Linked DNA regions of Homo sapiens: region 1 is linked to region 2. A link is a loop called in an ENCODE intact Hi-C map of the cell type or tissue named here. Cell type or tissue: HepG2. All regions are shown on one strand. Links, peaks and the distances in the headings refer to the core of each region. The heading gives the core; the rest is flanking DNA.

Region 1 (17,202 bases), core at 4,780-12,779, 1.5 Mb before region 2:
GTTCTGCTACACATGCTCTTGCACCAAAGCCTCTGAGTTCTGCATCAGCTGGCTTGCTGCCCCTACCGCCTGTCTAAGCAGCTCTCTTTGCCAACTTGAGTGTTGTGGCTGAAGATCTCCTCCTGTTAGGATTACAGAGGCCTGTGGCAAGAGTGGATTGCTCCTTGCCTGTTCACCTCACTCGCTCCCCTGGACTCATTAGGGGCCAGGACTGAATCCCAGTGCTCAGTAGTCTCAGGTGGGGGTCCCAGCTTCCTCCCCCTTCAGCCAAGCTTCTGTGTCTTCCCTCTGTCCACTCTTGGTGCATTCCCTCTGAAGATCTGTTAGGAGTGTGCCAGTCATTTCAGTCCCTTGGTGGCAGCTGTTCCACCTGGCCACATTTGGTTGGCCATCTTTCACCTTTCCTTTAATTATGTGCGTGACTCTTTTCACCTTCTATTTCCTCCAGCTTCAATCTACCCATATGCCATTACTAGAGTCATCTTTCTTTCTTTCTTTCTTTCTTTCTTTTTTTTTTTTAATGGAATTTCGCTCTTGTTGCCCAGGCTGGAGTGCAGTGGCACAATCTCGGCTCACTGCAACCTCTGCCTCCCGGATTCAAGTGATTCTCCTGCTTTAGCCTCCCAAGTAGCCGGGATTACAGGCGTGTGCCACCACGTTTGGCTAATATTCTTGTATTTTTAGTAGAGACGGAGTTTGGCCATGTTGGCTACGCTGGTCTCGAATGCCTGACCTCAGGTGATCCACCCACCTCGGCCTCCCAAAGTGCTGGGATTACTTCTATAGTTCATTACTAGAGTCATCTTTCAATAGATAATTCTGACTATATTAAGTCTCCTAATCACAAACTTTCAAAGGTTCTATGTTTTCCCCCAAATTAAGAAAGAAATTCTCACCTGAGAATCAAAAATCCTTTCCAGTATGACCACTACCTACTTTTCTAGCTGCATTTCTAATAATTCTACTTCTCTGCATTGTAAGTTTTAATCAAACTTGCCTCTTCCCTTTTTGTGAACATGCCTCTGCTCTCTAGTCATGCATACATGCACACACACACATTCATACTTGGCATTTACCATTGTGAGTGCCTGGCATAAGATGGAAAAGATTTTTTTTTTTTTTTTTTGCCTTCTTTCCTGGCTTCTGTCTTTTCTTTTTTGTACTTTTGGTCAGTTCTTCTTCTCAGTCCACAGAAGTGCTGGGGAATTGTTTCATTAGCAAACATAGAACCAGGAACTATCTCTTTTACTGGTAATTTTGACTCTGTGTTTTCTGCTAGTCCTACTCCCGAAATAGCTAGTGGCAGTGTTTCTCAGACTCTCTTTGCTTCCAGAAGTAGATTTAAGAGTTACATTATAACCTCTGGGTTTCTTTATTTCAGTAGAGAAGAAATTGAATCTTGTGCTTGGTCTAAGGATGATCCTGACTGTCAACATGCTAGTCCTTAAGAAATTATGAAAGAGACCCAAACATAAGCAATTGGTCAGCGTTCTTGGAACTAAGACCATAGATAGCTCTATGTGATAACCCTCTATGTGAGGGCACATTATTTGAGAAGCCCTTAATATTGATGTTTAAATAATAGTGTATTAAAGATAAAAAGATGAGATATGTAGGAAGACTGGCTCTAAGAGTTGATCAAGACTTTCACAGTTGTGAACTGCTTGAGATATACAATATTCCTCTTATAAAATGTCTTGTTAGTTAAAAGTGATGAATATCTTCTTGTTTAAGGAAAGTGTAATGCAAATTTTGCCTTTGTTTTCGGAATACCCATAAAGAATAGAGCTGATCTGCTTGCCTTAGAGAGGCAAACGTATGTCAAATATTTTTAAAGACACTGATTTATTGTCAGCTGAAAAGGAGTTAGAATAGGTGACCTGTGATTTTTGAGCAAAGACCAGGAGACACAATTGGATATAAGGATGCCCTTATAGTTTTCTACCTTTTCATATTGTCTTTGCAGTCTGTAGGGCCTTTTCTATCATTACAATACTTTCAAAAGGCTGCACAATTTTGCAAGTTTTCTCAAATGCTTTTATTGATATAACGTCATTGTAATTCTCTCCAATCACTGTTTACCTCCTCTACTGTCACTTTTCTTAAGACATTCACCTTACTTTGCCTTGTAAAATTCTGATGTTTTGTGGCTCCTCTCCTCTGCTCTCCTCACACAGACACTGGACTGAAGATTCTTTTTTGAAGTGACTGTATTATTTTTCCTTCTTTTATCACACTGTCTTAACATAGTAGTTGCTTATATTGGAAAGCCATCATTTTTGTCTGTTCAGAATTGAGTCACTCTCTTCAAGTAATAGTATTTCAGATTTGTTTTATGGGGGAACCAATTCTCCCTTATGGGGCTCAGTTCATGGAGTATAAGACAATAGGGTATATAATGTAAAACTGACTGAGTCAGCTTATATAGAGGACAATGAGTATCCCTCCATTCTAGGCTAGGAATTCTGCAATGCTGATTATGTGGTAGCAAAACATCCATTAAATGGTGAGCTGTATCTTGGAACCTAGACAATATGATAATCAGGGCTGGAGTTTTAGGAACTTGGTAGAAAAACTTTCAGAGGCTTCTTCTCTTTGTGAACAAGCAAATCTATATGGATTAGAATCCAATAACATTAATCCTTGGAAAATTGAAAAAAAACCCCTGAAATCCATGTCCCAGCTCTAGTCAGTTCCAGCAAAGGCAGAAAGATGAGAGTGAAAGTCTGGTAATATGCTGGGACATGGAGAAAGCCTTCCAAATATTTCCTGCTATTTTTCCTCTTCCAGTCAAAGAACAATTGCCATCATTGTAGAGTCATAAATTTAAATGCACCATGGTATAATGAAGCAGATTGACTATACCACCATATACTATGTTATATTTGCGTATTGCTCTGAGAATAGTGGAAAGCAGAAAAAACTTAGTCCTTAGACACTGCTGGAATCTAGATTCAAGGAACATGATTCTGCAAGGTCTCTGTCTTTAGTCACTAGCTCATGGAACTCAATGAATCCAAATAGAAAGTAAGCCCACAAATGTTTAGTAAATTGCATTTGCCAAGAAACTCTACTTTTATTTTCCTTTTCAAAATTATCTCCATGTGCTGTACTTCATGTGTTTTGAGTGGGACTGGCTCAGTTCTTGGTTTTCAGCTTGGATGCCCTGATTGACCCAGAACTGGTCAAAGTTCCACATAACCTTGACCACAGAAATTGGTTCACAGATGGACACATGACTCAATGAGGCCAGTGATCTCAGAGTCAAAAGCTTATTTTATTATGTGGTTGGCATAGGAGAAGAATTTAAATGTAGTTTCTGAGTGCCACTCGTAGAAAATTCTGCTTGAAACAAAATCAACAGAGGAAAGTAGATATGAAAGACTGGGAAATGGAAAATATTCAAGAACTGAATACATCATTTGAGCTCATACATGAAAATAACCCCATGCATGAACTTCTATATTATGTGAGGTAATATATATCCTTTTTTGCTTATGCCAGCTTGGGATGAAAAATTAATGGTAGAGTAGATCTAATTTAAGATGGTTATTATCTCCTGATGTAATTTTTTCCAATTCCTACTAAAAGAAGGCACCAAAATTAGTAAACTCAAAATGATACTGAAAGCCAGTGCTGAATGTTATTCTAATGCCAGAATTAGGGAAGAATTTCCACTAGCAGCAAGGCTGATAGAACTGGATTGAAAACACCAACCATGCTGCACTACAGGATAGAAACAAACCTCCTTACCTGAAAGTGAATGGAAATATTCTTCACTATTCCCACAATCTATTCTCTGTTCCCAAAATGCAAGTTCTGAACCAACTTGAAAACTCCAGAAGCCCCTTCTACAGCCTTCTGCCTCTATTTCTCTTTTCTCTTATTCCTCAACTCCATGTCTCTCTGCTGGTGTATTATCTGTGAGTACATGCCCTATAGACAAAATTTATGATGAAAAACTAGGAATTGGTTGTCAAATACAGGGTTCTAAGAAATTGGGTGAAAGAAGCTCATTTCAGGACATGGAAATTTCACTAGATGCATGCCTCCGAAGATTGGATTTGGAATGAGTTGTGTGTTTCTGCCTCACTTACAGCCTTACATCTAAGAAAGTTAAATATGTGCATAGAGAATGGATGCAAGTCAGTCTCCATATTCTATTGACTAACATATTTATGTGTTTTTGGATTTGATTATTTTTGAGGATTGAGCCAATTTCTTTAAAGAGAGCTATCATAGTTTCAGAATAAGTAAAAAAGAAATAATCCAGCATGAAAATATTTATTTTACACATACATGATTATAAGAATAAGGCACTGACATTTGGAAGACTCACAGGAGAAACAGACCTCATAAAATGAAATAACATGGGGATTGTAGAAAGATTTTATAAAATTGTTATAAAATCTATAAAATATAAAACAAGGGTTTGTGTGATATGGTTTGGCTCTGTGTCCCCACCCAAATTTCATCTCAAACTGTAATTCCCACGTGTAGAGAGAGGGACCTGTAATTCCCATATATTGAGGGAGAGAGGGAGGTGACTGGATCATGGGGGCAATTTCCCCATGCTGTTCTCATGATAGTGAGTGAGTTCTCATGACTTCTGATGATTTTATAAGTGTTTGAAAGTGCCTTCTTAGTTTTCTGTCTCCTGCTGGCTTGCAAAGAAGGTGCCTTACTTCCCCTTCAACTTCTGCCATGATTGTAACTTTCTTGAGGCCTCCTCAGCCATGCAGAACTATGAGTCAATTAAACCTCTTTTCTTTATAAATTACCCAGTCTCAGGTAGTATCTTTATAGCAGTATAAAAATTAACACACTGTGGTTCTTTGAAATAGAAAAAAAATACGTTAAATAAAAAGTTAGCAGAGATTAAAAACAACCTCATGGTATAAAAACAATGTGTACTGAAGTTAAGTAGGATTACATATAAACTAAAATTTTAATAGGAATATAATAGTATTATTGGAGCATTAAGTAAGATTTCTGTTTTTGTAAGTTTTGGCTGACCTTTCAATCATTGAAATCAGATTTTTTTTCTAAAACTTTATTTTTATCTTTTAAATGCAGAGTTAGTAAATAGTGGCTCATAAAGGAAAAGAGAGAAGCAGGAATTTGCTAAGCATGGGGAGAGGAAAATGACATCTCTGTGTTGCATATGAACCAATTTCTACTGGCTTGAAGAGTCTTAGCCCAGTCTTAGTGGGTTATACATTCCCCTGAGGGTTAATTAAAGATGTCACAGAGAAATAAATGAAAGTTGATTTCTGCTGTATTGTCTCTGAATTCCTCTTGGGAAAGAAAGGTCATCAATAACAACAATACAAATACCTGAAACAGAAGGACTGACCAGCTACACAATTGAAGATATTGCAATTGAGTTTGTAGATAGAATGGGTAAAAAAAACTCAGTCAATCCCAATCACAAAAATGCTTACCATCAAAAACGCAGGAGAAAACCTTAAAGGTACATTCAAACATTAAGAAGCTAAATCTAAATTAGGAAACCAAAGGAGGTAAACTTATAGTAAAAGTTATGATGGCATTCATTTAAATTAGTCAAGTAGGGTTAAGGTGGGATACTTCTTCTAAATTTATTCTTAAATATATTTGCAAATTTTAAAATATATATTTAAAAATAGAAAATAGATAATCAAAAATAAAATTTTAATAATGATAATCTTTTTAATCATTTCCTTAATTAAAGTAATCAAACCTGGAAAATGAGGAGAGATGGTGACGAGAGGTAGGAAGGGCTGAAAATAGGTTAGTATAGTTTCAAATAATATAAATCATTCATGATTTTGGTAACTAGATAAATATGTTTAAAATGTTTTTTAAAAATAAAGTACCACCAGTAGAATTTATAAAAATTAAAAGCATATTCACTAATGCACTCAATACTTAAAAAGTTAGAAAAACAAAAGAAGTTAAAGCCAACAAGAAAGCATTAAAACAAAAGTATCAAGATATCAAAATGTTACAAAGTAGTCCCTTCTTGTCCGCAATTTTGCTTTCTGTGGTTTCAGTTGCCACAATCTGAAAATATTACATACAACAAGATATTCTGAGAGGGAGAGAGAGAGAGAGAGAGAGAGGGAGAGGGAGAGGGAGTGGGGGAGAGAGAGAGAGGCCACACTCACATAACTTTTGCTATATTGGTCTAATTGTTTTATTATTAATTATTGCTGTTAATCTCTTACGGTGCCTAATTTATAAATTAAACTTTTTCACAGGCATGTATATGTAAAAAAGACATAATATATCCAGTGTTCTGTACTATCTGTGGCATCGGGCATCCACTAGGAGTCTTAAAACATATCCCATAGATAAGGGAAAAGTATTGTATTATGTGAGAAAAGCAAACTTTGAAAAGAAATATATAGTATAGGCTATTAAATCCAAGAATGAAATTTATAAAATGTTAGTAGTAGTTTTCTTTGGTAGTAGAATTAGGAATTATTTTTTCTTTATAATTGTCTTTGTTTTATACCTGGAGCATAAAATTACTTTTATAATCAGAAAATAAGCTTTTTTTTCTCAAGAAAGAGAAGAAATGAATGTGACTGTCATTGTAGACTAATTCTAAACTTATGTGAACAGAGAAAGTAAGAATTGAGGAGATTTGAAGAGTTAAGAGTTTGAAGCAAAAATTTAGAGGTATATAAAAAGATAGACTACATATTTGTGGAGCAAGAAAGATGAGAAGTTTAGCTTAGATTTGCAGTTGAGTTTTTCTCAAAGACTTCTCCCTAGAGCATAACTTAAATGGAGAGAAAGCATGATTGGTTCTAATAAGATAATGAAATTTATAAAGTCTTATCTACTCCTTTTTTTAATGCTATAACACTAGACACATGGGCACACTCATGAGCTCATAAGAGACCTTAAGCAGCAAAGAAAAATACAGAGCCCTACCCACAATATAGTTTCAAATGGTGTTAAAACAAAACAAAATAAATAAAGTAAAATAAAAAATATTTTTTAACTAACTTCATCCTTTTGGGGGGATATCATATATTGAATTATTAGGGGAAAACATTCTGCCTTTGCTTTGCTAAAGCCTTGACAAGTATTTAGTAATCAAAACTACAATAACTTTGTGTTCTTTCCACAACCAAAATTTCTCTTACATGATTCACTTATTAGCATTAAGGTTTAAGTAACTGAACAAATAATAATTAAACTATGACTTACCACAGGTAATGTCAATTAACAATATTTAATATCTTAGATTAGCTTGAGTCATTGGTCAATGGGGAGTAATCTTGGAGAAGCTAAAGTTTTCTCATCATGACTGTGTTTTGGCCTAAAACTTATAAGCCACACAGAGCAAGCAGTACCTCCCCCACCCCTTCCCTTTTCGTGTTGATATGAAGCCACTGAAGTTTATGGATTCCTTCTGAAAAGAATCATCAAAGCCATTCCAAAGATAGAAAAGTGGGGGGCAGTGATTGAGGGCTGACATAAAATAACTACAGCTATTCTCTGTTCCATGGGGCTGCTTCTGACTCTCCTCTCAGGCTGAATGTTTTTAAACTTTCATCCTGCCCATATTGTTTTTGATGGATGTTCAGCCAACATTCATGTCTTCTGCTAAGTATAGGACCCTTGTGCAATTTACTTAATCTTTGTAAAACAATTAGATGAAATTTATTAAATTGTTCATTTAATCCTTCTACAGACTTTTATTTAGTGCTAAGTGCAAGGCACTGCACCAAGAGATGAGGTTATAAAGATAAATAGAACAAATCTCTGCCCTCATGGAGTTTACGGTCCAGTAGCACATGATTTAAAAAATATTTATATTCTACCACCTATTGTTTCATTACCTTGTCTTCAAATATTTTAGAGAAGGTAGGGAGGCAAGTGAGGCACACATTGGAATTTCCCACGGATCTCATCCTCTCTTGTCAGAGTTCTTTACCTGATATCTGGGAATAACGAAAGCCAGGTCTGGCCAAAAGAGAGCTCTGTCCGCCTCCAGGGGTCAGTCTCTCCTTGAGAATCCTTCCGAGAATTGCCTAAAGCCATTTCCAAGGATTGCAGATGTTCAAGTAGGAAGAAGCCTTCAAAAATTTTACTTGCATAGAGAAACCAGTTCTAAGTTTTCTTTCAGATCTGAATTGGATCTCAAGCAAGTACTTTCCTTTGATTGAGGTAGAGGGGCTTTTGAAGGCGTGTGTGATTTCTATGTTTACATGCACTTTCATATGTCTTTGAAACCTAGAAAAAGATATTTGCCTTAGGCCACTAAGGGAGTGAATATCACAAAAGGGATTAGAATGCTGTACTTTAAAACATCAGGTCTTGTATTGGGTTATTAGATCATACTTTTAATTCAAATAACATCACATATGTCCAATTCAAGTCAGAATCATGAAGGCGTATGACTGAAGGGGGAAAAATAATTGTCTTTAATGTAAACTGAATCTATTAGTATGGATTGAGAGATAACTGCAAGCATGTACACTCAATGTGGTAACATTCCAGCCCTACTAAGATACTGCTCAACAGTCACAGGTGTGTGCCTTCTAAGAGGTGCCTACTGATTAGAAACCCCTTCCTTCATTCTACCTTGTTCTGGAAACTCATTTAGCAATTAGCAAAATGAAAGCATTCTCTTTCTGGAATTTTGACTTCAGAAGAGGGAATTTAATTTACAAAACTGCCTGCAACTAATTAAAATGAGTAGTCACTGTTGGTTTGAAATGGATTACCTCTGGGAAAATCACACTTCAGATTGTCAAAAGAGGGTTTATATCCTGATTCTGAAAAAACATCTCTCCATTGTTCAGTAGACTGATGCTCTTTCAAATTAATGGAATCTGAAACCTGAAGCCACACACAGAAGATGATTGATACTGGAAGGTTAGTTTCATACAGAGATGTTTTACTTCAGAATATTTTAAGGCTCTTATTTCTTATTCCATTCTCTCCCCAAGTCTTTTGATTTTGAAAAATTATTTTCATTGTGTAATTGTGTATTAATTAATTAATTAAATTGTGTAATAGTCAATGAAATGAAATTCTGTTTTATATTTAAATTAGTTCCAGATGTAAAATATTTTTTAGCTCACCAAATATTTATGTGTACTGAACATTTTCACGAAGACTCTACACACTTAATCAATTTTGTGTTAGTTTCAACCTGATATTACTGTGTGTGTCATAATCAGAGGATGCACAGCAATAATGCTCCCAGGTTTCAAGCAAATCTCTATATGCCTGAATGCTATAGTATTTTAAAGCAAACAATTTCATTTAATTTGGAATTTCATTTTTATGACATGGAAATATTCTATGGACTCCATTTTCTTTCATTAACTAACTTGAATTAATTTAGTCTAATTATAGTAAAATAGGCCTATTACCATTATCTTCAGAGAGTTGATAACAAGAAGTGTTCACAACATGTCTGTTTATGTAACTAGTACTCAATTTTTTTAAGGAAGTCAATTAACTTCTGAATAAATAGGATTAAGAAATAATAAAAATTAAAGGAATTCTGTGTTCAAATATAAATATCATTAACCTACTGCTCATAAATATAATGGCAATCTAAACAAAAAAAGTTCCCTCAAATTTGAATGGGGATAGATGACATAAAATTAAGTGAATCTCAACAATGCAAGAAAATGAACAAGGGCAGCATGTCATATTTTGGACTTATCACGTCAGTAGATTCAGAAAGAAATTTCTAATTTAATTCTTCTCTTGGGAATACTAGGTTATACTATATGACCAAATTTGTAAACTTTACACAAAATTTTGAATTTCTGAAGAGACTTGAACTCTTGGAACCACAGAAAAGAGATACTACTGTTTAACTTTCTTAAATGATCAGAAATTTAATTTCTAATCACAAATGGTCAGTGCTTTTAAACAAGATTTTATTACATAATGATGTTTTAAAATCTCTAAAAATACTCTGAAGTGAAGGTAAAATGTTAATTTATTTTTAATCTATATATTTATTTGCATATATATATATTTTATTATGCCTTGTTTACAATGGATTGGAGCTGGTTAGGAATTGTATTATAAGAAAGATATAAAGAAACTATAAGTAGTGTTAACATTTTGGAAACATTTACTATGTTTCTTCTATTTAGATTATGCCACAAGGTATATATAGTTTAAAAGAAAAATAAATGTACATCATATAGGAGTATGCCTGAAATAAAATATTATGCTAAGAAATAAAAAGTATTCAGAGAGAATGGATGTTGATAAAATGCATAGCAATATATGTTAGAAGTATAGGAGAAGAAATGTGAAGTATATCAGGAAGATAATTTAAAACTCCAATCCATTTTGAACATACAGAAATGGGCCTACAAATCAAAACTGAAATTTTGTTTTCTGGCTCTGTGTTGCTCCCATGAAAAACATTGATAGTTGACTTGGCTAATTTATGGGTTAACCTGGGTCATTCTTATTAATTTATCAAAAGCTTTAAAGCCCTTACCAGTGCTTCTCTTTAATAATTTCTTAAGTTTGCCCCAGGATTCTTTTCTGAAAACGGTTAGTTTACCTACCCCATTTTTTATGATATAATCCTCAATCTTTCACTCACTTGTGTGTTCCTAAGGTGGTGATCTGTGCCCCACTAAATCACTTCAATTTTCCTTAATGGATAAGGATTAAGAGTTTCCAACTTGAACACACATTTAGATGCTTTTTAATGTATATTCTCTATCGCTTTCTATGCCAAGGGCAATGTGGAGCAAATGACAGCCTTAACAATTAATGTATTTTATGTCTTTGGAAATCACTATTAGGATAATTGGGAAAAGAGTTACAGTTACTTGAGGCATAACCTATTAGAAAAAGCAAAATACCCACATCTGCCCCATAAAAAAATCCCACAGATAATGCTATCAGACTACCAGATAAAGAGAGCGCAGCTAATTCTTCTTGCTAGAAGTTTATCAAAACAAAGTTATACATCTTAGAATATGTCCCTGACTCAGAAGACAGCATGGTCAATAATTTCACTGAGCAACAAAACATATGCTACCATTCCTGGGAAAATATTAGAGTCACTTTACACAAACTATGCTTGATGACAACCATTCTGTTTGCTGTAGCTCAATCCTAAAAATTAACACGTCTAATATAAGATCTTTAACTTCATACTAAGACATGTACCATAATCTTTTAAAATTTTTTTCTGTAACAATCACAAATCAAAATAGAAAGGCCAGCTAATGAAGTGGACTGGCTATGAATGTGGGGTCAAGAGAGATCTGTGTTCAGATTCTGGTTTTACCACTGTACTTATTTTTGTCTTAGTTTGTTCATCTATAAGAAGGGGTTGATAATATCTGTTTTGCATATTAAGCCAAGTTTATCTGAAATAATGTATAAATGTGCCTAACACAATTTCTAGAACTTAAGGAATATTCTTTCATTTCCACAACTCCTTATACAGCAGCTCATCTTTGTATCTAAGAGTAAGGTAAAGTTAAAAAAAAAAAGCAGGTAGACATGCATTTTAATATTTCTAATCCTGATGGACCATTGGCAACCTTGAGAGATGCAGTTACAGTTACAGATAGTAAGAGGTCATTCTAGATCTGATTACTCTTGCATGGATCTACACTTGTCATGGTTAAGAACCATGGGCTCATCTAATCTAGGATAACCTTAGTGGGGTTATATCAGGGAGGCCTACATTGGGAATACAGATAGCTTTTCATAAAGTATTGTGTAAACATTTTCTTTATTGGAGCATCTTGGTTTTAACTTTATATATACATATATATATATATATATATACACACACACACACACACACACACACGTATATACATATATATATATTTCGATAGATAGATCATATTCCAATGGTAGTTTCCCAAAAGTGTTTCATCATCTGCTTTTTCCTCTATACATGGGTTCACAATGGTGTTTGCTAGACACTCAGTTTCTTCTTGGAATGAAAATAGAAAGTTTTAAAGGACTCAGTACAATCTAGAGTCTCAGGGAATTTCAGATTTCACTGAGGTTTATATCAAATAATTAATATGCTGAAGTGTAAAAAGTTTTTGGAACTATCCCTGGCAAGTGGGACTGCTCTGTATTTCAAGAATATCTTGGGTACTGCTACTATCCTGACTTGAAACATAGGGATAGCCCAGAACCTGCAATTGAGCAAAAGTAGGAGTTCTGGACACCTCACTAAAATCTCTTATCTGTAACTGAGAAGGCTTTGACCAAAACACAATTCCTCAATTTTGTTTTTCTAAAATGTATGACAACAAAAATGTAAATGGTAGAAGAGAACACTTAAATGTTTCTAAGACTCAAGTACTACTATTTAGGTAATGAGAAAATAATTTATATTATGCTGTTGTTAGGAATGCATAGGACAATCTCTAGGGTAACCACTACAAGAATATAAACAAATTATTAGAAGCCACTGAAAAATTGGATGCTTTGTTACAGAGCATAGGAAGGCCTGATACACAGATATACAAAAGAAAAGTATGAAATGTGTAGGACAAGAAATTATAAAGAAATTAGAAGACTGACTTGAATAACATCTGTCAATAGGAAATTCTATGTGTGCCACAAAGTTTAAGAAGATGTTGAGAATAAGCTCTTTAGCTTTATAATTATCATAAAGGCAGGATAAAATAAAATTGGGTGGGCTGTGTTGCACAGGAGAAAAAGCAGATATGCTGTGATAAAGTAACTATAACTTAGTTTTATAGTCATAGAAACAAAAGGTTGAAGAGTGCGTTAAAAATCATTTGACCCAAAGTTAAATCTATAAGATGACTATTTGGTCTCTGCTTAAATATCTTTAGTGCCAGGAAGCTCATCATACTTGAGAGATCTCATACCATCATCCAATGTTCTGATGCTCACAAAATACTTTCTTGTTTTGCTTTTCTGAAACATTCTCTCTTTGATTTTATTTATAGTGCACACACCTATTCAGAAGTATAATGTCTTCCATATGACTCAGGATATAACCTTCCAGGTTCTATCATCCTGTCATTTCTCCTTTCAATTCAGTATGCAATATGCCTCCACCAGAACATAACGGAATGTATTATAATGTCCTGCTTACATTTTATCTGGGTAAGTAGGGTTTAATTTGATGGGGGCTAGGATCGGGTCTACATCCATATTGTTTGCTGTATATCCCTAGTACCTGACACAAATATAATACATTGTAAACACTTAGTAAAAAATTTGCTCAGTACAGCAGCTGGAAGCCTTTTTCTAATAGCCAACTAATTGGAAGGTGTATCAGTTTGGGGCCAACCAAGATAGATAAAACATAAGGTAATTATAACAAGAAAGCTTAATATAAAGGATTATTAGCTATTAATATAACAAGCGATTGAAGCAACAAGGAATTGGTTATTATTAATAAAAGGGAACTGAAAAAATACAGAGTAGTAAGAAGCACCTGAGATGGAACATCCAAGAAAGGTCCTCCTGGTTTGCCTCTCAGAGCTGCAGTTCAGACCTGTGAGCACAGTCATGCTCACTGGGTGACAGAGAAGTCTTGCGGTGCCATGCCGGCAGAACTTGCAGGAAATTCTCCCTCTGGGGTGCTGAGGAAAGCTGATCATAAGATGTCTTTACCTTAGGCACTCTGAATAAAAAAACATACAGAATCAGGAGGGAATGCTGGAAGATGCTACTGGGTTTCTGAGTGCTGTTGGCTGATATGCACCTACACCACAGGAGCTAGGCACTGAAGAAGCTGCGAGTGCTGCAGGATCCTGGTGTTGAAGTGACCAAGCATGTTGTAGAAGCCTGCAGAGAGAGAAAGAAAATCAGAACTGGGAAACAAAACCTTTACCTCCTGCAATGACTCTTCAGAGCCCTGTATTGACAAAGCTTCCATGCCAAATGAAAAAGGAAAGCATAATTAAAGGGCCCAGATTCATTCTCACTGTGCAGTCAAAAAGGGCCCAGATTCATTCTCACTGAGCAGAATTTGGGGCTGAGAAAAAATAAACCAATAAGTGACATATCAAGCAAAAGTATTGCTGTCACTGCAGGATGCACTTCACCTGCTAATCAAAAGGTAGTCCTTCAGGTATTCTGAAGCATAGCCAGATATCTACCCAATTCTTTTATACTGTCTTAGTACTCGGTCATTTACATCGATGATCTCTGGTTCTCTTCATAAAGTTACAACATTCTTACTCAAACAATAATTTAGAACATTCAGTGCTCCCAAGTTCTTCACATTTCTTCCCACTTTTTCATTGTGCTTGGAGATTATTCCTAGATCTCTTCTGATAGAGAATCTAACCAATTAGTGGTCACTGAGATTCGTAAGGATTTCCAGAATTTACCCCACAACACATACAGAATGGTATAGAAAGATAGAACAATTCCATACAAGTCAACATGCAGTGCTTCTATGCCAATTAGCAGGATGTGTCTGCCACCCTAATGCATATCTGCCACTCAAGGACAGTGACAAGTAATCATTTACCTGCTCTTGCTAAAACATCCTTTATGCTTTTCTATACTTCTCCTGGAGATCTGGCTTTGCCTTCTGTGAGACAAACTACATGTAATTAATCAAAAGTTGGTCCAGGGATAGAGAATTTTGTCTTTGTTTTCTCTATCTAGTTTCTCCCATCAATATTAATTTGGCATTTGTTTTAATTTTCTTCAATTTTGTGATTGCTTTTGAATAAGATTTTCTCTATTCTACATAGATAAATATCACATTCACAAAAATTCTGTTACAGATCGGGGCTTGACTATGTCCTCTTGCTTTAATTCAAGATATGCATAACTGATGCTTGCCTCTTCCATCACTAAGAATAACATAGAATAGCATATCCAATATGAAATATAAGAACATTTGCCTCTTCTTCTAAATCACCCTTATAAGAATGAGACATTAGATATTTTACATAGTTTAAAATGCTTCAGTATGGTCAGTTTAATATATGTATATGTTTTCACTTACAATCTAGTGACAATTCTTAAAATTCGAAGAATCCCAATCAGAAAGAAACATTTGAAAGCCCTATTAAAAAGTCACATTGCATAGAAGTTAATAGGTGCTTTAATTATTGTCTGTTTCAGTTTAAGTATGGTCTACATCACCTATCTATGTATCATCTATCTATTAGATATCATCTATCTATCTATGTATCATCTATCTATTATCTACTGTCTGTATTACCACAGGAAATGTGAAAAATAGTTTTTCAGTGGTAAAATGAGTAATTCTTATGAAAATTATATTGGCTAACAATATTATATAGGCAATACTTCAACCATATGCATAATAATGTATAGCAAATTATTATATCATTTTACCATTTGAAATAACAGTAAAATTCTTCTTTTTTATTTATATTCATGAAAATCATTTTAAAAATGTTTCAGAAACATGAGGTAGTAGGCAGAATTCTAAAATATCCTCCAAAATTCCAACTCCTTGTATACACACCCCATATATCTCTTCCCCGTATGTAGGAATGAGACCTGTAAATACAATAGAATATCATTCCTGTGATTAGTTTATAAGGCAAAAGTGAATGGATTTTTAAGGTGTAATTAATGTCCATAATAAGTTGACTTCAAGTTAATTAAAAAGGAAATCCTGGGTGGGTCTTACCCAATCCAGCAAGCCCTTTAAAATAGTTTTCAAAGCACCAGAGACATTCTCTCCTTCACCACGAAGAAGCAAATTTCTGTGTTGTGAGAGCATTCTATGACAGGGAACAGCAGGCAGTCTCTGGGACCTCAGTCCTACAACCACAAGAAGTTGAACTCTGTCCAAACAACCAGTGAACCTGTGAGAGGCGCTTGAGCCTCAGATGAGACTGCAGCCTTGTTAATTGATTTCAGCCTTGTGAGACCCTGAGCAGAGGACCTCATTAACTTATTCCAGTACTCCTGACTCAAATGCTGAGGTAATAAATTTGAGTTTTTTTAAGTCCCTAAGTATGTTGTAATTTGTTACACAGCCATAGAATACTAACATAGATCATGTTGCCAAAATTCCCATGTAAATTTCCTCCTTTCTTACATGAGATCATTAGTTTTGTCTTTGCTGAACAAACTGAAAATTATTAAAGTGATGCTCTATAAAAACTCATGTAAAGACTTATGCAGACATAATTTGCTGGCATTTCATTCATTGCTGTACAACTATGTTTTTCAAATTAGGAATGTGTCTGGCACAAAAGTGAAAGCTGGTAGCCACATATGTGTACAGGAGTAGAAAGAAAAATTGGCACAAATTCTAAAAATAAAACATTTGGTCTTTAAAGAACTTTCTCACTGGTAGAAAGAATTGGGCCATGAGCCTCCTTCCTTGCCTTTCAAGGAAGTTAAGTTTCTTAAAAAAAAAAATACTTCTCTGTGGATTTAAAAAGTTAGTGCAAAAGAGATTAAACTTCATAGATGTTCATGTTAAATGCATTTTAAAAATACTTTAAATAATTCCACCCTGTCGCTTTGTATGTTAAAAGCTGCCCAATTATCCTGATAATCAGCAAAATGAAGCACTAAAAACTTTAGTGTTGATGAAAGACAAGTGACCAATTAAAACATTGGACATGGTGGAGAAAAGGCTTATTTTGCATTGTCAGTTCATGAACATGTAAGACAGAATTTATGTTGTTCTGAACATAGGCATAATTTGTAAAATCTTTTATGTCTTTGAGCTAAGACGCAGAGAATGTTTGCTACTCACCAAAAATTTCAAGTTGTATATTTGAGGACATACAATAACTTTTGAAACATACATTTGCACGTGAGAGGTAAAAGTTTATGAATTATATGATGGGGCATTCTTACTAATTTGTTGCTTGCTATCTTTTTAAACAAGTTTTTATGTGTGTACTATTAAATTCTTTCATATTCCTATTTGTCATTCTTTCATTTTCATTTTTTTGTCATTTGTTACCAAAGGTAAGGTAGTTTAATTTTGTTTTGCTATGTTTTTTGTCAACATGCAGAGTTCTGTTGTCCTGAGAACAGCTGCTGTAGAGTGAGACAGTTAAAAAATATTCAACTAATTAAGATTGTTTTAGAAATTGTTTTATTGTTAAAGTCTTTTAATTTATAATTTATATTCTTTGAAACTTAACCAGGCCTCTCAGCCAGTCTCTGAGGATAATAGTTAGTTTCATTCAGGGTAGCCTAACATACTTATTGTCAGGTATATGTTTTGCTAATCAAATTTGCACT
Region 2 (17,202 bases), core at 5,877-13,876:
AATACAGCCCAGCTATTCACATAGCTTATACAATTTAGTTATTTTGTTTGTGTGTGTGTGTGTGGTTAAATGAGACTTTTCATTGAAAAACAGTCAGGATCTAAGTAAAAATAACCATTCACCAGGAGCCAGGGATAAAAACTGACCATCTGCTGCCTGGCCATCCTCACCAGCCACTGGTTGACCCCCATTCTTGAGGTCTTGGTGTTCTTTTATAACCACAAACTGCAGACAACAAAAAGGAGGGAGAGAGGATATTGTTAAAATTCACAAATTATCTCAACGTACATTGAATCAAAGTCTATGGCTTTACGATGTTCATCCTATGGAAAGTGAAAGTCAGAAGAAAGGCCCTGTGAAGTTAGTCTTTCTATCTAAAGAGAGATTCAACATTCAGTGAGGAGCCTTGTGTTACTTTGTCTTAAAGCAACTAGGCACACCAATATGTTAACTGAAGAATCTATTCTAATTATGGAATCTCAGCTTTTAGGTCACGGATCCCTGGAGCCACTGATTTACCATAAGCAATCCAAGAATCCATAAGTATTCTAAGAACTGCCCATAGGCCAGGCAAATAATATCTAATATATGTGTGTGCTACAACTTTTCATACACACACACGCACACACACATTAATAACACTCATTTAAACATGCTACCAAGTTCTGAGTAATTTGGGGCCATTAAAGGTAGTAATAATTACCAGTGCAATGACAATTTTGCAAGCTGGTTGAACAGCCTAGGGACCTAGAATTTTAATAGGAAGGAACAGAAAACAACATTTCTCTTCAGTCAACAAAATGATTACTTTTGTCATTATTTGTATTATCAAAAATTGATTGGGCACTTGCAATGCAGGCTGACCAGAGTTCACTGGCTCACATTCACTCTAGATAGATTAGATATTAAAACAGATCCATGCTACAAGGAAAGAAAAGAAGTGACCCCATACAACAGGACAAAGGACATCATTTGGTGAAGTCCTTCCTTGTCAATCAGTAACTAGTGCAAGGACTGCCCCAAGGTTTTGGCCGATCACGCTTCATTGGTTCAGAAATGGGCGCTCCACAGAAAGGAGCACACAACTCAGAAACAACAGAAAGAGGAGTAGAAAACAATCTCTTTGCCCATATTTTCCTTTGAGAAAGGTGTAGAAAGGGATGATGACTGGGGTCAATTAGGCAGAAGGCAGGGAAATGTTGGTAAGGGAAGTGTGAATCCACAGAACATGTATTTTCATTTTCTTATAATACAAATCATGCTTCATCTCCTCCTCATTGATGATCTCCTGCAGCAACACACTGCAAAATCAACACGCAACCCACTGTTTAAAGACACATGCCCATTATTTCTGTCTCAAGTCAAAATCCAACCCTCTGCACTGCAAATTTTCTAACCTCGTGCCTCTCTGTCAGAAGAACATAGGTCCCGAAATTCTGGGCTGAGGTGGGGAAAGGAGCTGATAGAACTACATTTGTTTCTGCTCTTTCTTCTAGTTTGAGCGTTCAGCTCTCTCCCACTCCCACTGATATCTACAGCAGCAGTTGCTGTCAACGACAGTTATGACGGCTGTGGGGGACTGAGCTCAGCAGCCCCAGGCCTCCCAACATAGCTCTGAGCCAACAAGTTGCTCATGACAGCAGCAAATGCTTTTGATTTTTTAATAGTCATACACAGATTGTGTTTCTCCTTCATTCCCATGATGATGAATTAATGAGATGAATTAAACCTGCTACTCAAAACCTGAATGAAATACCATGTAGACTGACAAGTGACATCTGGGTAATTTAGAAGTTCGCAAAGTCATGAGGCCTCAAAGAACCAACACATTCTAGAGCTTAGTCCTAGAATCACACACTTGTGGAATTGATAAAGACTGATAAAGACTGAAGGGATCTTAGAGATCATCTAATCCAAACCCCTTGTACTGAGTGGGGAGCAGAAGTCTGCATAGGTTAAAGGAATTGCTCAAGATTAGATAGCCAACTGGTGGGAGAGTAAGGCTAGAACTCATGTTCTTTCTCATGCTTTAGAGAAAAGGTCTCAGTCTGTCACTCAGGCTGGAGTGCAGTGGTGCTATCATAGCTCACTGCAACCTTGAACTCTTGGGTTCAAGTGACCCTCCTGCTTCAGTCTCTTGAGTACCTGAAACTGCAAGTGTGTACCACCACACCCAGCAAAGTTTTTTTTTTTAATCTTTTTAAAGAAATATGATCTTGCTATATTGTCCGGGCTGGTCCCAAGCTCCTGGCCTCAAGCAATCCTGCCTTGGCCTCCCAAAGCATGGGGATTACAGGCATGAGCAAACTTGCCCAGCCTCTATTTTTTTCCCCCATACTTGAGTCCAACCAAAAAATAAATAAATAAATAAGGAAACACTGAATGCCTATTACAGGTAGGAAAAGATGATCACCTGGTAGTCAAAAGCACAGTTACAGGAAAGCTACTTTCTGGGAATTCACTGTGAGATGGGAGCTGGGGAGTAGGGGTAATAATGTGGGAAGGACCCCAAACATTGCCTTTGCTCCTCCATAACCTCTCTGTAATAGCTCTTCCCTAAGGATTCAATCCTCCATGGACCTGCCATGTATTCCAGTCTCTTCCACAATATATACCACAAATAATGCCAACAGCACACACTGAATCAGTCCTTAACTCTGACAGGTTTCTAGAAATGGAAATTCCCTTAACTGATTCAAGAATGTGTAGCCTGTTTCAAGACTGCCCTCTAGTGTTCCAAGATCAATTACTGAAGTGGATGATTTATGAAACATCTTGAATTTCCCAAACCTCTGTGCTTTTCGGAAAATATCTAGGATTGTCAGATAAAATAAAGAACCCAGTTAAATTTAATTTTGAATTTAAATTTGAACTTTCAGTATAAGTATGAATTTAACTAGGCATCCTATATTTTTATTTGTTAAATCTGGCAACTATTTTGCTACTGAAATTTGGGGAGTTGAAATGTGTGTGAGAAAAGAAATATTAAGAAAATAAAAGAAATATTAAGAAATATTAAGAAAATTAAGAAAATTGAGTGCAGTGGCTCATGCCTGCAATTCCAGCACTTTGAGAGGCCCGGGCAGGTGGATTGCTTGAGCCCAAGAGTTTGAGACCAGCCTGGGAAACATGGTGAAACTCTGTCTCTACAAAAAATACAAAAATTAGCTGGGCGTGGCGGTGTGTGCCGGTAGTCCCAGCTATTTGGGAGGCTGAGCTGGGAGGATTGTTTGAGCCCAGGAGTTCGAGGCTGCAGTGAGCAGTGAGTGGTTGGATTACTGCACTCCAGCCTGGGCAACAGAGCAAGATCCTGTCCAAAAAAAAAAAAAAAAAAAAAAAAGACAGAGAAAAAGAAAAAGAAAAGAAAGAAAGAAAGAAAATAAATTAGAAGCACAATCTTGGGTTTTTAAGACATGTATCTGGAATGTATTAACTAAAAATATGGAAAGCCTTCACATAACACATACAAATCTAAGTTATAGAAAGAATCTACATGAAAGAAAAAAATTCCAAAAATTTATTGTGCCATTAAATTATGGCATTATTATAACTCATCTGATTCCTTTAGTTAACAACACAGTTCCCCCACCCTCCCACCCAGGACCTCCCTAGCTGATGTGGTCTTGGCTAACACTGACACCAGCTGGAAGCTATAACTGATTCCAGTCATTCTGAACTCAGTGAAAAAATAGAAAAAATGAATAGGGGTTAATATCAAGCCAATTCCTTGCTTCATCTGCTTTGGTCACATTACCCAAGGTTGAGGGCAAGAGGACATCCCATCCTCAGTGTCAGCAGGCCTGCGACTCCTCACATCTCTGCTCGACTCCTCATAAGGATTCTTTGGGTTTTTCGATAGCAGCTTCTGAGTCCTGTGATAAAGCCAAAATTTGAGACAATCTCACAACAAAACAAAATACTCAGCCCACTCAGTGATGATCAGGGACAACTAACTGCTTTTGCTACTAAAATTTAAGTACTTGTGTGGGAGAGAAGAAATATGAAGATAACTAGGAACATAACTTTAGATGTTTAAGGCAGTCTTTTCTGCAGAACTCAAAATGCTTTCCAGACAGTGTTTCACTCTTTCCAAGGTTCTGTGAGGTAGAGGGTGTGTGTGTGTTTGTGTGTGTGTGTGTGTGTGTGTGTGTGTGTGTGTGTATGTATGCCCATGTATGTTGGGGGGAATAGCCTTGCATTCATTCATTCACAGGTATCTATTGAGTACTAACTATACCCCAGGCACTGTCCTAGTACTGATGATATAGCAATGAAAAAACAACTAATTTTGCAGGGAGGAGTGGGGCAGTCTGTGGAAAAAATATCTCAGCAACTGTGTGAGGCAGACTATGTTAGCTCCATTTACAAGTGAAGCCATTGGGGCTTGGAAATGGCAGTGACTCACCTAAGGCACACAGCTACCAAGGGTAGTGTAAGAAGTCGGTCATGATGACACAAAGCCTAGGCTGCTCTTACTGGCCCACTGCAATCTCTCACTCATAAAGAAATTAGAGGCAAAGACAGAAGGAGTGGATGACCCAAGATAAGAAAATCTCATAGTGGCTAAGCCAGGAAATACACTAGGTATCTTGCTTCCAAATCCAGTTTTTTAGAGTACTGTCTTGTTTGACATTCAACGCTAAGTCTATACACGGCGTCATTCACTAGGGGTGGGGGTGGGGAGATTTAGCATGGAGATGGATCCCCATCCTCAAAGCAGTAGCCCCTAGAGCAGTGCATCTGTGAGACTCCACAATAACGCCACTGTCCTGGGGCAGATAGGCAGCTTAATTGCCTCTAGGAATGCAACCCTCTGTCAAAAGCCCTACCTGGACGTTCCAGGAAGAGTGATAAGGATAGGAGGGGCTGCTGTGAATCTGGCATCACAGACAGTACCAAGAGATGGTGTGGGTTATTATGTGTTTTAATCAAAGGCTTCAAGGAAAAAAATTGAAACAAGTGGCTAATATAAACAATTCCAAAGTTGCAAAGGTACAACGTTATAATTTGTACCAGTCAGAATGGCTATTAATAAAAAGTCAAGAAAAAAAAGATGCTCATGAAATTTTGGAGAAAAGGAAACACTTATACACTGTTGGAGAGAGAGGAAATTATTTCAATCATTATGGAAAGCGGTACGGTGATGCTTCAAAGAGTTAACTGCAGAACTACCATTTGACCCAGCAATTCCATTACTGGGTATATACCCAGAGGAATATAAATCATTCTACCATAAAGACACATGGATGTCAATGATCACAGCAGCACTGTTCGCAATGGCAAAGACACGGAATCAACCTAAATGCCCATCAATGACAGACTGGATAAAGAAAATATGGCACATACACACCATGGAATACTATGCAACCATAAAAAGGAATGAGATCATGTCTTTTGTAGGAACATGGATGGAGCTGGAGGCTATTATTCTTAGCAAACTAACACAGGAACAGAAAACCAAATATCACATATTCTAACTTCTAAGTGGGAGCTAAATGATGGGAACTCAGGAACACAAAGAAAGGAACAACAGACACTGGGGGCTACCTGAGGGTGGAGGGTGGGAGGAGGAACAGGAGCAGAAAACATAACCGTTGGGTACTGGGCTTAATACCTGGGTGATGAAATAATCTGTACAACAAACCCCAGTGACACAAGTTTACCTGTGTAACAAACCTTTACATATACCCCTGAACCTAAAATAAAAGTTAAAAAAAAACCCACAAAAAAACAAAGTTATACTTTGTGATGAAATACTTCCTGTTGATTTTCTTACAAGGGAGTCCTTCCAAGAAATCACATGTTTTAAACTAATAAGATTAGAATACTTGAAAAATTTATTTAGTTTCACAAACATTAGTCTTTTTTGTTTTGTTTTGTTTTTGAGACAGAATCTCGCTTTGTCACCCAGGCTGGAGAGCAGTGGTGCAATCACGGCTTACTGTAATCACTGCCTCCCTGGCTCAAGCGATCCTCCCACCTTAGCCTCCCAAGTAGGTGGTACTATAGCTGTGTGCCACCATGCCTGGGTAATTTTTTGTAATTTTAGTAGAGGCAGGGTTTTGCCATGGTGCCCAGGTTGGTTTGAACTCCTGGGCTCAAGCAATCTGCCTGTCTTGGCCTCCCAAAATGCTGGGATTATAGACACGAGCCACCACACCCAGCACACAAACAATTAATCCTTTGAGAGACACAGAAGACAAACGGTATCAAACAAGCTAGACAAGACAGGCAAGGAATGGTATAAGGGAGGAAATAACTGATTTTAACCCTTTAAAGAAAAACAGTTAGCATGTCTAACTTAAAAACTCAATGTTAGAGCTGTATTTGTTGGTACAGTTGAGTATGACATGGCAACATTTAGACTAGCAGTTTTAATTTGATCTTGTCAGAATTGATCTATAGTGCAAACGTAGTTATGCACATAGCTGAAACTTTGCGGAGAGGTAAGCAGGTACACTGATCAGAATTGTTAGGTAAATAACCATAGATTCACTCAGGAAGAATTGTACAACTCTGGATGCATTTCAGTGAAGAGAAAAAGAAAGGGTTCTGATGAGCTTTCTTTTTGAAGGAATAGTCCTTTCACTTCTGATTTTTGGAGTATGAGAGTCTGAGGTTGAAGATACTCTTATATGTATGTAAAGTCTATAGTCATCTTTCAGCTGAGCTGGTCTTTGAATTCCAAGTTTAAAAAGCCAGCAATTTGCCGTTAGCTTTCAATCCAGATCTCTGAAAAATGCCAACAGAACATAAGACATACTATATCATAACACAACAAATAGGAAAAAACACTTAATAATTATGGCACGCATGAACTTAAGTTTCTAGTTTCCATTTTTTTTTCCTGCCCTTTGGCAATGATCCAATGGGATGAACCATTGATCATTCAATATTCTTTCTACACATATCCAAGATATTGATTACACACCAGGCTAAAAATTACAATGTTATTGATGGACTACTGAATTAAAATGTCAAGTTTGTGCCTAAGAATCTTGTCTCTCAAGAGGTGGTAGAAAAGGGCTTAGAGCATATGACTCTTTTGGGGGAAGGTTACAGTTCATAAAAAATCAAAATAACAGATAGCATTTATTAATTCCTATATGCCAGACTTACACTAAAGCCTTTACTTAGGTTAACCCAATTAATCTCACAATAACCCTTGAGATAAGTACTATTCTTGTTCCTACTTTATAGTAAAGGAAATTAATGAATACAGAGGTTAGGACACATGTCTGGTGTTATTTAGACACTAACTTGGATTTGAACCTGTATAATCTGATTCCAGAGCCTGTGCTCTTAACCACTACACTAGGCTATAGCAGGATCTCTGATAAGTACATCTTGGCTGATATGTTGAATTTTCCAGAACACAAGACAGTTGCCACTTGAGTGGTTGTGTAGTACCCATAAATGTGGTTAAATTTTTATCTACAGATGGTGGCAGATATTTTGTACATCTCAGAGAATTGGGACCTATTAGTCAAGTGGGTCTTAGGTCCTCCAGCCATGAAATGATAAGATTGAACTAGATAATTCCATAAAGTCCCCTTCAGCCCTAAAGTTTTATGACTCACTGATTTTGTACAACACAAACTATAACCGTACATAAAATGCTTTTCAATATTGATGATAATAGAGGAAGCTGTCCTACTTTCTAAGAAAACAGAAAATGAGCAGTGTGATGCCTGTGCCTGCACCCTAATGTAGTGTTAGTTTTAAAGAATTAAATGTATAAATGTTATTGTCTACAGTTTTTAATTGTTAACTTGAAATTATTAAAAGCACAAAATCTGAGGACCAGAAATTTCCTTCCAAATTAGGGAAGATATTGATTTTCTTTTATGACAGTTAATATTTTGTGGAAAATCAACTCAATGGAAGGCAGCAATGAAAAATTATAGTTATGCAGGCTATGGGGGGAGCATATAATATTAAACAAAGAGAGTGGAACGCAAAACCATATTGTGATTGATAAATAACACATATACTATGAAGGTGTATGGACAATGACTGGAATGGAACAAGGAAAACGTAAAAGCACTGATGTTTCAGAGCAATGAAATCCTGAGCTAACAGTAAAAATTGTACTGTTATTTCACCTTTTTTTTTTTTTTTTTTTTGACACGGAGTCTCGCTCTATCGCCCATGCTGGAGTGGAGTGGCATGATCTTGGCTCACTGCAACCCCTGCCTCCCAAGTTCAAGTAATTCTCATGCCTCAGCCTCCCGAGTAGCTGAGATTACTGGTGTGCATCACTACGCCTGTTACTTTTTGCCTTTTTAGTGGAGACGGGGTTTCACCATGTTGGCCAGGCTGGTCTCGAACTTCTGACCTCAAGTGATCTGCCTGCCTCGGCCTCCCAAAGTGCTGGGATTGCAGGCATGGGTCACTGCACCCAGCCTATTTCACGTTTTAAATGTAGTATGTAGAGGTACTATTTCATACATCTCATCTCAAGGAGACAGGCATTCCCCTGGGAGGTCTTAGAAAGAGGTTTCCAGTACCAAAGGAAAGACAGGGTCACCTGTAGTAGTGGGCCCCCCACAGGCTCAGGAGGAGCAGCATGACAAGCACCACCACGCAGACAGCCACCACGATGACCTTCTGCTGCTGCCCGTGGCCAGCGTGGCGCAGTTCCCACCACTTCAGGTCTCGGTACTGACATCGCTCCCCGATGTAGCCAACAACACAGCTGTGACAACACACAAACAGAGGTCATCAGAGATGCCTGGCCAAAAACGCTGATAGTTTTGACACTCAGTATTCAGCTGTCTCTCAACCTCTGCATTTCCAGACTCAGCTCTTTAGAAACATATAGAAAATCCATCAGGGGTCAGTTGAAAGCGCTATGATTTACAAGTTAATGCAGCATGGACTTCTCCCTTTCGTCTGTTTGCTCTGGGATTTATGGGGGATTATTTGCATACTGCCTCTATAAGGCATTACAGGACATTGATTAAAGATCAGTTTCTGTTAGGCTAAAATCCTGAGGAGCCACCTTTTAAAACCAACACAAAGCAACTCTGCCCTAAGAGCCAAGGGAGTTTTGGAAACAAATGTTTGGCCAGATTGCAATGAGTATAGGTGAAAGGAAAGGAGAATTTGAAGGCAGAGTTCCTCACTTGAAACCAGGCTATAAAAGAAGAATGTGTACAGTTTCTAAACAGAACACATAACCTAGTCTGCAGAGAAAACTTTTTTCCTTTAAAAAAAAAAATCACTACTAGTGCAAGGGAAGACCCAGTACAACATACATACAGGCATTTGCCTATTTTCTTCAATGAGAGAAAAAGCTATATGGAGGAAAAAGGGACGTTCACCTACAAACACCCTGCTGTCCCATTAGTGAAACTGTCACTAGAGTGAACTGCTGAACTTTTTTGAAGTAAATGAAGCAATGCTGCCATCTACTGGGAATGTGCATTTCTAGAAACAATTAAGATCTCAGGTAAACATCTGTATTCTATTATCCTTTGCAAAAGCATCAACTTTGAAAAACATCCTATTAAACACTCTGTAATGCCCACTTATTAAAAATTCCTCCCTTTGGTCCCTGGATCAACTATTTATTCATCCATGTCCCCACTTTATTCCAAAAGGACTTAACGGAATAAAAATACAGAGAACTGACACCAGTGCCCATAGTGAGAAGAGGCAGCATGGAAAAAACACTGGACAAAGCTCCAGAAGATCTGGGCTCTAGGCCTGTCTCTACCTTTAGCTGGTCAGAGGGACTGGGCAACTCACTCACAGAGGAAGGAGGGAAATGGATTAGTACTTGTTAACCATCTTGTGTGTTTGACATCCTGCTAGGCACTTTTACTTATTTTATTTTTGGTGGCATATTCCTGTATTATGGATAAGGAAACTGAGGCTCAAGGAGTTTGTACAACGTCACACAGCTATGAGTGACAGGTTTGACTCCAATGGTTCTCTGATTTCAAAGCCTATGTTCTTTCCACTATACCATGCTGCTTCCAAAAAGAGTTTTATGCTCTATTCACCTCTGAAAAGCTATCTTCTGGAACTAACCATGCAAGAGATATCAGGATCTGAGTGCAAAAGCATAAAGGACCATCATTCTTGCAGGCTTTCTTGGATGCTGTTTTAATTCTAGCTATCTTTGGTTACAGCCATTTACTATCAATGCCTAGCAGCACCACTTTTAAACTGTTGGATGTTAATGGGCCACACCTCTGATCCTTTCAGAAAGTCTGGGGTCTTGAGGAATATGTCAGTCCCTTAGCCAAGAGTCCTGGAGATCCAAGTCAGCTGCAATAGTAGAGCCTCACTGAGTCTTATAAGGCCCAGAATAGTCATTCAGCATTTTCCAGGGTGGGAGGAGGACACAGGATACTAGTTCTTTGGTTATGAATTAGTTCTTCTGTTAAACCAAACAAAAGATTCTGTGGCCAAATAAGTTTGCCTTTCCATAGCCAAATAATTTTGAGACATTCTAGACTCAATACAGATAAACAAGGCTTATTTTATTTTATTTTATTTTTTTATGGACAGGGTCTCACTCTGTCTCCCAGGCTGGAGTGCAGTGGTGCCATCACAACTCATTGCAATCTCAGCTTCCTGGGCTCAAGCGATTCTCCCACCTCAGCCTCCCAAGTAGCTGGAAATACAGATGTGTACCACCATACCTGGCTAACTTTGGGAGGCCCAGGCGGGCGGATCACGAGGTCAGGAGATGGAGACCATCCTGGCTAACACGGTGAAACCCCATCTCTACTAAAAATATAAAAAATGGTGGCAGGTGCCTGTAGTCCCAGCTAGTCTGGAGGCTGAGGCAGGAGAATGGCGTGAATCCGGGAGGCGGAGCTTGCAGTGAGCTGAGATTGCGCCACTGCACTCCAGCCTGGGCGACAGAGCGAGACTCCATCACAAAAAAAAAGAAAAAAAAAATTTGGTAGAGATGGAGTCTCACCATGTTACCCGGGCTGGTAAACAAGACTTTTTAATGTGTTGTGGTATATACTATGAATCAAGAATTGAGGGCTAGACAGAAGATTAGAAATTATGGTTTGGGAGTTACGCAGCTGGAGGCTACAAGATTCTGAACCTCCCTATACTGCTCCTAAGATCAATGCTTGAGATATTCTGTAGACCCTGCACTTGATGGATCAGCTGACACCACCCGGATCAATTAACTGGCTCATCTGAAGTTATGGCCCCCACCCAGGAACTGACTCAGCGCAAGAAGACAGCTTCAACTCTCTGTGATTTCATCCCTGACCCATCAGCACTCCTGGCTCACTGGCTTCCCCTAACCCACCAAGCTGTCCTTAAAAACTCTGCTCCCCGAATGCTCAGGGAAACCAATTTGAGTAATAATAAGACGATGGTCTCCTGAAAAAAAAAAATTGAGGGTAGAGTATGATGCATCTCTCAACGTGATTTGACCATACAGCCTGTTTTTAAAAAGCATTTCACAGGACTGATGTTGGGGGGTCTTGGTCTAAAGAAGACCTGTTCAGAAGGGTGTTTGGCTGAAAGACAGAATGAACGAGGACCTCCTCTGAGCCCAGAAGGTTTGGAGCCTCCTGAGCATCTCCAAACCAGGAAATCTTCGAGGAATACCTTGGGCATGGAGACTCCCAACTCTCACTTCCTCTGCATCACCCCGGGGGCACCCTGTGGTTTCTTGTGGCTGAGGGGAACTTCCAGTTCCTCTAAGAAAGGAAGAAAGAGCTGGCTCTTCCAAAACCTGCTTACAGCATGAAGAGCACTCTGTACAGAATGACACCTGCCTAGGAAGTGTTTCTAATAAAAGTTGGATGGGTAAAGCACTTCCTAGAGACTTGTTATTAAGGAATTAATAAAAGATAAGGTGAGGTCATCAGGGCAGGAGGAGGCAAGGGTTGAATAGTTAATTAAACCACATTTTTATTAAATATACAATTTAAAAACAAGGTTATGATCCAGATTACTGTGAACTCTGGTAATATTTTAAATATTGCTTTAGGTTCAAGGTCCTTCAATTTGAGTCTTATCTCCAGTTTGTCATTTGTAGCAACTCATGTTTAAAACATTATCAGAGAAATATGATATTTTCATCAGGATTTAATGACAGAAAGAAAAGCAGTGTGTTAAAGAGTTCATCAATCATTTAATAAATGGATGTTATCAGATCCAAATGAAAACATTGTTCTAAATGCAGTATGTAACCCTGTAGTACCCTTTATATTATTATAATGATTTTTATAGTCTAAAGTATCATGGAGGAAAACAACCATGACCTAATACATTCGGACATTTATTTTTGTAATTTCATTATTTGGGATGATCAGAAACAATGAACAGGCAAAACCAATTAGATTCTTAACATTAAAACTAGCAATAACTATTGCAAATACCCAATTTATCATAGGTTAGGAAATTATAGCATGTAAATATGAATATGAAAACAGAATTCTATAAGGACTGAGTCATTTTTACTAGTATTCATGAGCAATTTTTCACTATTTTTGTCATGCGGACATGATTTCTAGTGCAAGGCCATACACTTTGTCACAGAATATAGCTTACTCTTCCACAAATTTAGTTATTCTGTTCATTATTACTGATGAAATAAGAGAAGACTTTAAGGTTATAGTAGCTATTTGTGAGGATCAGACTATTTCATCACCCCTCCCTCAGGCACAGAGAAAATTATCAATGGATCAGGAGCCTGACCCTGGGAGACGTATTAGTTTTTTGGTATCTATCAGTTTCCTCCTATTGCCTTGAAAATATGAAATGAATTAAAAGTAAAATTTGAGGCAGAACTGGCTATTGTGGGTTTGGGTTTTGTTAAAGGGTCCACAGGAAAGGTTTTCGGAGTGAGCACAGTGGGAATGTCTCATAGTTTTAGGGCTTCCTCAAATCTCCTTTCCAGGTTGACACGTTACCCACTGTGAAACCCTTATGGGGGCAAAAAGGGAGCAAAAAGCAGCAGCTGCAGTATCAGCAATTGTTACTGAACAACAAAATGTAAAAGTCAACTGTTAGGAAGTGAAGAAAAAATATACATATGATTAGTTTTGAAGAAAAATATTTTTGGACTCTGGCAAGAAGTCCAGTGTGAATATGTACCAAACTTTTGTAAATCCAGAAACAGATCACGGATGCTCACACATAATATAAAGCACATTTGATGGAAAAAAAAAGTTTTAAGGAATTATCTCACAAACCTAAGTTTTTCAACCAGGATGAGACATTTAATCCCTAGACTATACTAGTAGTAACATCAAATTATTTCAGTAAAAGGGGAAATCACCAACTCCTTAGATTTATACTTATCACCGGTAACTAGAAGGGGGCATCGTGATACACAAGGAGCATGCAATGAAGTGCACACACGTGGTTCATATGTGTATGTTTATATTTTTCCAAAAGAACACCTAATTGCAGAAAAACATCCTGAGTGTAAATTTTACAAATTAGCTACAAGTTATGGACTGAATAGCATCTCTCTGTGCCATCAGCAAGACAGTTTAACTTACTTGCATGCATACTTGTCCAATGCTTCAATATACATGCACACACCATCATGGAGGCAGTACCCATCGTGGGACAGGGGACATTCAGAGTCACTATTTCTTACGGAATAGTGGTGGTCATCTTCCCTGAGGTGAGGGGGTGGAGTAGAGTCTAAAAGAACCCAAGACATTACTTTTACTTTCTGAATGGATTAGTGTCTTTCAAGTATCAATATGAGGAACTAGTTTCTGTGAATAGTTTGTGACATAAATCTTTTAGTGACAGAAGAACTACTAGAAGGGACAATAGTTTCACTTTCCTAGCTAGACCTTAGTCATTCACTATGAAACCAGCCGTTCTTCCTTTGGGCTCAGTATTATCTGATACATAAAGCATATTGGAGGCAGGTAAAAGAACACCCAGTCCTAAGTCGCCATGTGAATTCAGAGTCACTGATCTCATAAAAACAAACCTGTCACACACAAACATACACTAACCATGTGAAGTGACAGTTAGCTTCAAGGTCTCACTGAACAACTGGTAACTCTATGGTTTAAAACCTACCCATCAATGTGCAGTCCGTTACCTCCAATATCCTGGAGTCTCGAAAATTTTTTCTCACAGTGCTTTCTTCTAAAAACTAACCTTCAGAGGAGCCCTCAAGGACAAGACTGTAGCAACTCTGGCAGGAAGAAAATGTTCCCGTAACAGAGGGCATGCCAAAATATAATAGTAAAGTCTCTTTTATTGAATGGTTCACTGCTCCTTAAAAGGTAAACATGTGCAGCTGACTACATAAATATAAGCAGTTTTTCAGTACCTTTAAGAAGAGCAAATTATTTGAGAAAAATAATATGCTAAAAAAAAAAAAACAGAGACCAAGTAAGCACAGAATTTTTCTTCTTAGGATGTTTTCTGCTTATAGGGCTGACAGGCAAAAAGTGGGCAGTGATGGGAAAGACCCCCATCCTGGTCTCCAGGGTCTAGGTGAAGCCAGCTCCCCTTCTGGGGTGCTGATGGTGAGATGTTACTGCTGTTATGGGAAGAAGATTCAGGAAGCAGGAGTCAACCATTATGAATATTGAGAAAAGAAAGAGAAGAGAGCTGGAGTTCTAATTCAGAACAAGAAATACTGCCTTTTTAAAGTAATATTTTAAAATCCTTGAAAGTGATTTAAAATGCTGAGTCCAGACATTCTCACCGACCTGCCTAGCCCTGCAAAACTTATCCAGCAGCCCCACAAATTGACATTACAAATAGTGAGATTAGTTGCACAGTTGAAGAGAGATACCCATGTTCCCATCTTTATTGGATTGTGAGTAATAAAAAAGGATTTATTCCAGATGCTATTAAATTAAGAAAACTTGGACCATTTCAAATTCTCAAGCCCAGCATCGTCCTAATCAGGAAAGCCAGCTCTGCAGCCTGCCTGAACTGAATGATTTTTAGAATCTCTAATGCAAATAGAGATTAGGGTATAGAATATCCCCGAGCCAAGTCCCTCCCCTTCACTGTAGACCACCCACCAACCTACCAGGGCAAATCAGTCCTGGTTCAGACAGGCGTCCAGCACACATGCAGGTATAGCCTCCCTCTGTATTTGTGCAGCTGGCATTCTCTCCACAGCTGTGCTCCCCCAGTTGGCACTCATCAATATCTGTCAGAAAAGACAGAGTACGGGAGAGAAAAGTGGGGTACAGAAAAAGAGGGTTTTATAGTTGGACAGCCTTTGGAAGAGGAGCTTCATCAGCTTCTGTCATGCTATATGTTCTCAGAGACCTATATATTTTTTTAATATATATTTTTTATTATACTTAAAGTTCTAGGGTTCACATGCACAAGGTGCAGGTTTGTTACATATGTATACATGTGCCATGTTGGTGTGCTGCACCCATTAACTCGTCATTTATTTTAGGTGTATCTCCTAATGCTATCCCTCCCCCCTCCCCCCACCCCACAACAGGCCCCTGTGTGTGATGTTCCCCACCCTGTGTCCAAGTGTTCTCATTGTTCAATTCCCACCTATGAGTAAGAACATGCAGTGTTTGGTTTTTTGTCCTTGTGATAGTTTGCTGAGAATGATGGCTTCCAGCTTCATCCATGTCCCTACAAAGGACATGAACTCATCATTTTTTATGGTTGCATAGTATTCCATGGTGTATATGTGCCACATTTTCTTAATCCAGTCTATCATTGTTGGACATTTGGGTTGGTTCCAAGTCTTTGCTATTGTGAATAGTGCTGCAATAAACATACGTGTGCATGTGTCTTTATAGAAGCATGATTTATATTCCTTTGGGTATATACCCAGTAATGGGATGGCTGGGTCAAATGGTATTTCTAGTTCTAGATCCCTGAAGGAATCACCACACTATCTTCCACAGGGGTTGAACTAGTTTACAGTCCCACCAACAGTGTAAAAGTGTTCCTATTTGTCCATATCCTCTCCAGCACCTGTTGTTTCCTGACTTTAAAAATATGGAACGCTTCACGAATTTGCATGTCCTCCTTGCGCAGGGGCCATGCTAATCTTCTCTGTATCATTCCAATTTTAGTATATGTGCTGCCAAAGCGAGCACAGCCCTATACATTTTTAGGTTTAAGGGGACTTTCATGAATGTTGGAGAGATGAACTAGGTCCTACAACGCATGCCCATGCACGTGTTGTTTTCCTTTTTTGTTTCCGTTCTTTCTCTCTCTGTCTTTTTTTTTTTTTTTTTTTTTTTTTTTTTTAAAGAATCTTGCTTGGTTGCTAAGGATGAGGTACAGTGGTGTGATCATGGCTCATTGTAGCCTTGACCTCCTAGGGTCAAGCAATTCTTCCAGCTCAACCCACCAAGTAGCTTGGACCACAGGCTTGCATCACTATGATTGGTTAGTTCTTGTTTGCTTGTTTGTTTTTAATTTTTTTTTTGTGGAGAACAGTGTTTCGCTATGTTGCCCAGGCTGTCTCAAACTCCTGGCCTCAAGTGATCCTCCTGCCTTGGCCTCCCAGAGTGTTGGGATTACAGGCATGAGCCACCACACCCAGCCCCATGCAGGTGTTCTAAGCTCCTGAGAGAGGCTGGAAGCTTTCTTCCTGCTTTGAAGGAAAGGAGACTTCCCAAAGTTGGAGATTAATAAACAACCTCTAGGCAAACATTTAAAAGTTCAGATCCTAAAGATTCATACTTAACTCTTTTGTATAGACATCCTGTCATTGACATACATATTATATCAAATACAACAGTTTTGCTTTTTATATAAGAATAAACTATATCAGAAAAGTCATCCTTTCTTTCCCAACTACCCACCATTTTTTCTTTCTCAGCTACTGCCACCCTAACATTTAGGGCCTCTCTTCCTCTCAATTTTACATTACTGCAAGAACAGCCTTACTCATTCCTGGATCCCATGTTTCCTCCGCGCCATGCCTAAACACCAGTGCCACATTATTCTCCCTCCAGCACAACGATGATAAACCCATCATTGCACCACTTTACTCAAATGCTGCCAGTGGCTCCCTGTTGCCTAGAACTTTGCTGTCCAACTTCCTAGCCTTCGCCATTTGAGAGTATTGAGTACCTGAAATGCATCTAGTTCATATTAAGAAGTGCTGTGAGTATAAAACACACATTAGAGTTTGAAGACTTAGTACCAAAATAAAAAAGAATATTAAATATCTCAATAATTTTTACACTGATATTAAAATGTTAATATTTTGGATATATTTGAATACATAAAATATTA

What was found. Hi-C counts contacts between places; a loop is a spot of excess contacts. Peaks named below come from ENCODE experiments on the same cell type or tissue, not always from the same donor. Only the 100,000 strongest peaks of a DNase experiment are listed, where the experiment ranks them.
Region 1: a loop joins it to region 2, with 18 times the contacts of the local background. A loop is called at or near these places in 2 of 110 quality-filtered maps.

Annotation. Positions count from the first base shown.
Region 1 is chr4:111,465,988-111,483,189 of GRCh38, reverse strand. No RefSeq gene overlaps it. Among named protein-coding and RNA genes, the nearest start is that of MIR297, 610 kb to the right of the region's middle. In HepG2, for the core only: a CTCF peak has its summit at 7,994 (motif pointing right); no DNase peak of the experiment used is centred there.
Region 2 is chr4:109,991,175-110,008,376 of GRCh38, reverse strand. It overlaps EGF (epidermal growth factor), which reads right to left. Exons shown (of 24, transcript NM_001963.6): 19 at 15,008-15,130; 20 at 13,497-13,644; 21 at 8,531-8,698; 22 at 3,755-3,872; 23 at 147-225. It also overlaps the pseudogene RNU6-35P. Among named protein-coding and RNA genes, the nearest start is that of EGF, 87 kb to the right of the region's middle. RefSeq lists an enhancer at 13,590-13,879. In HepG2, for the core only: a CTCF peak has its summit at 9,404 (motif pointing left); a DNase peak (open chromatin) is centred at 9,376.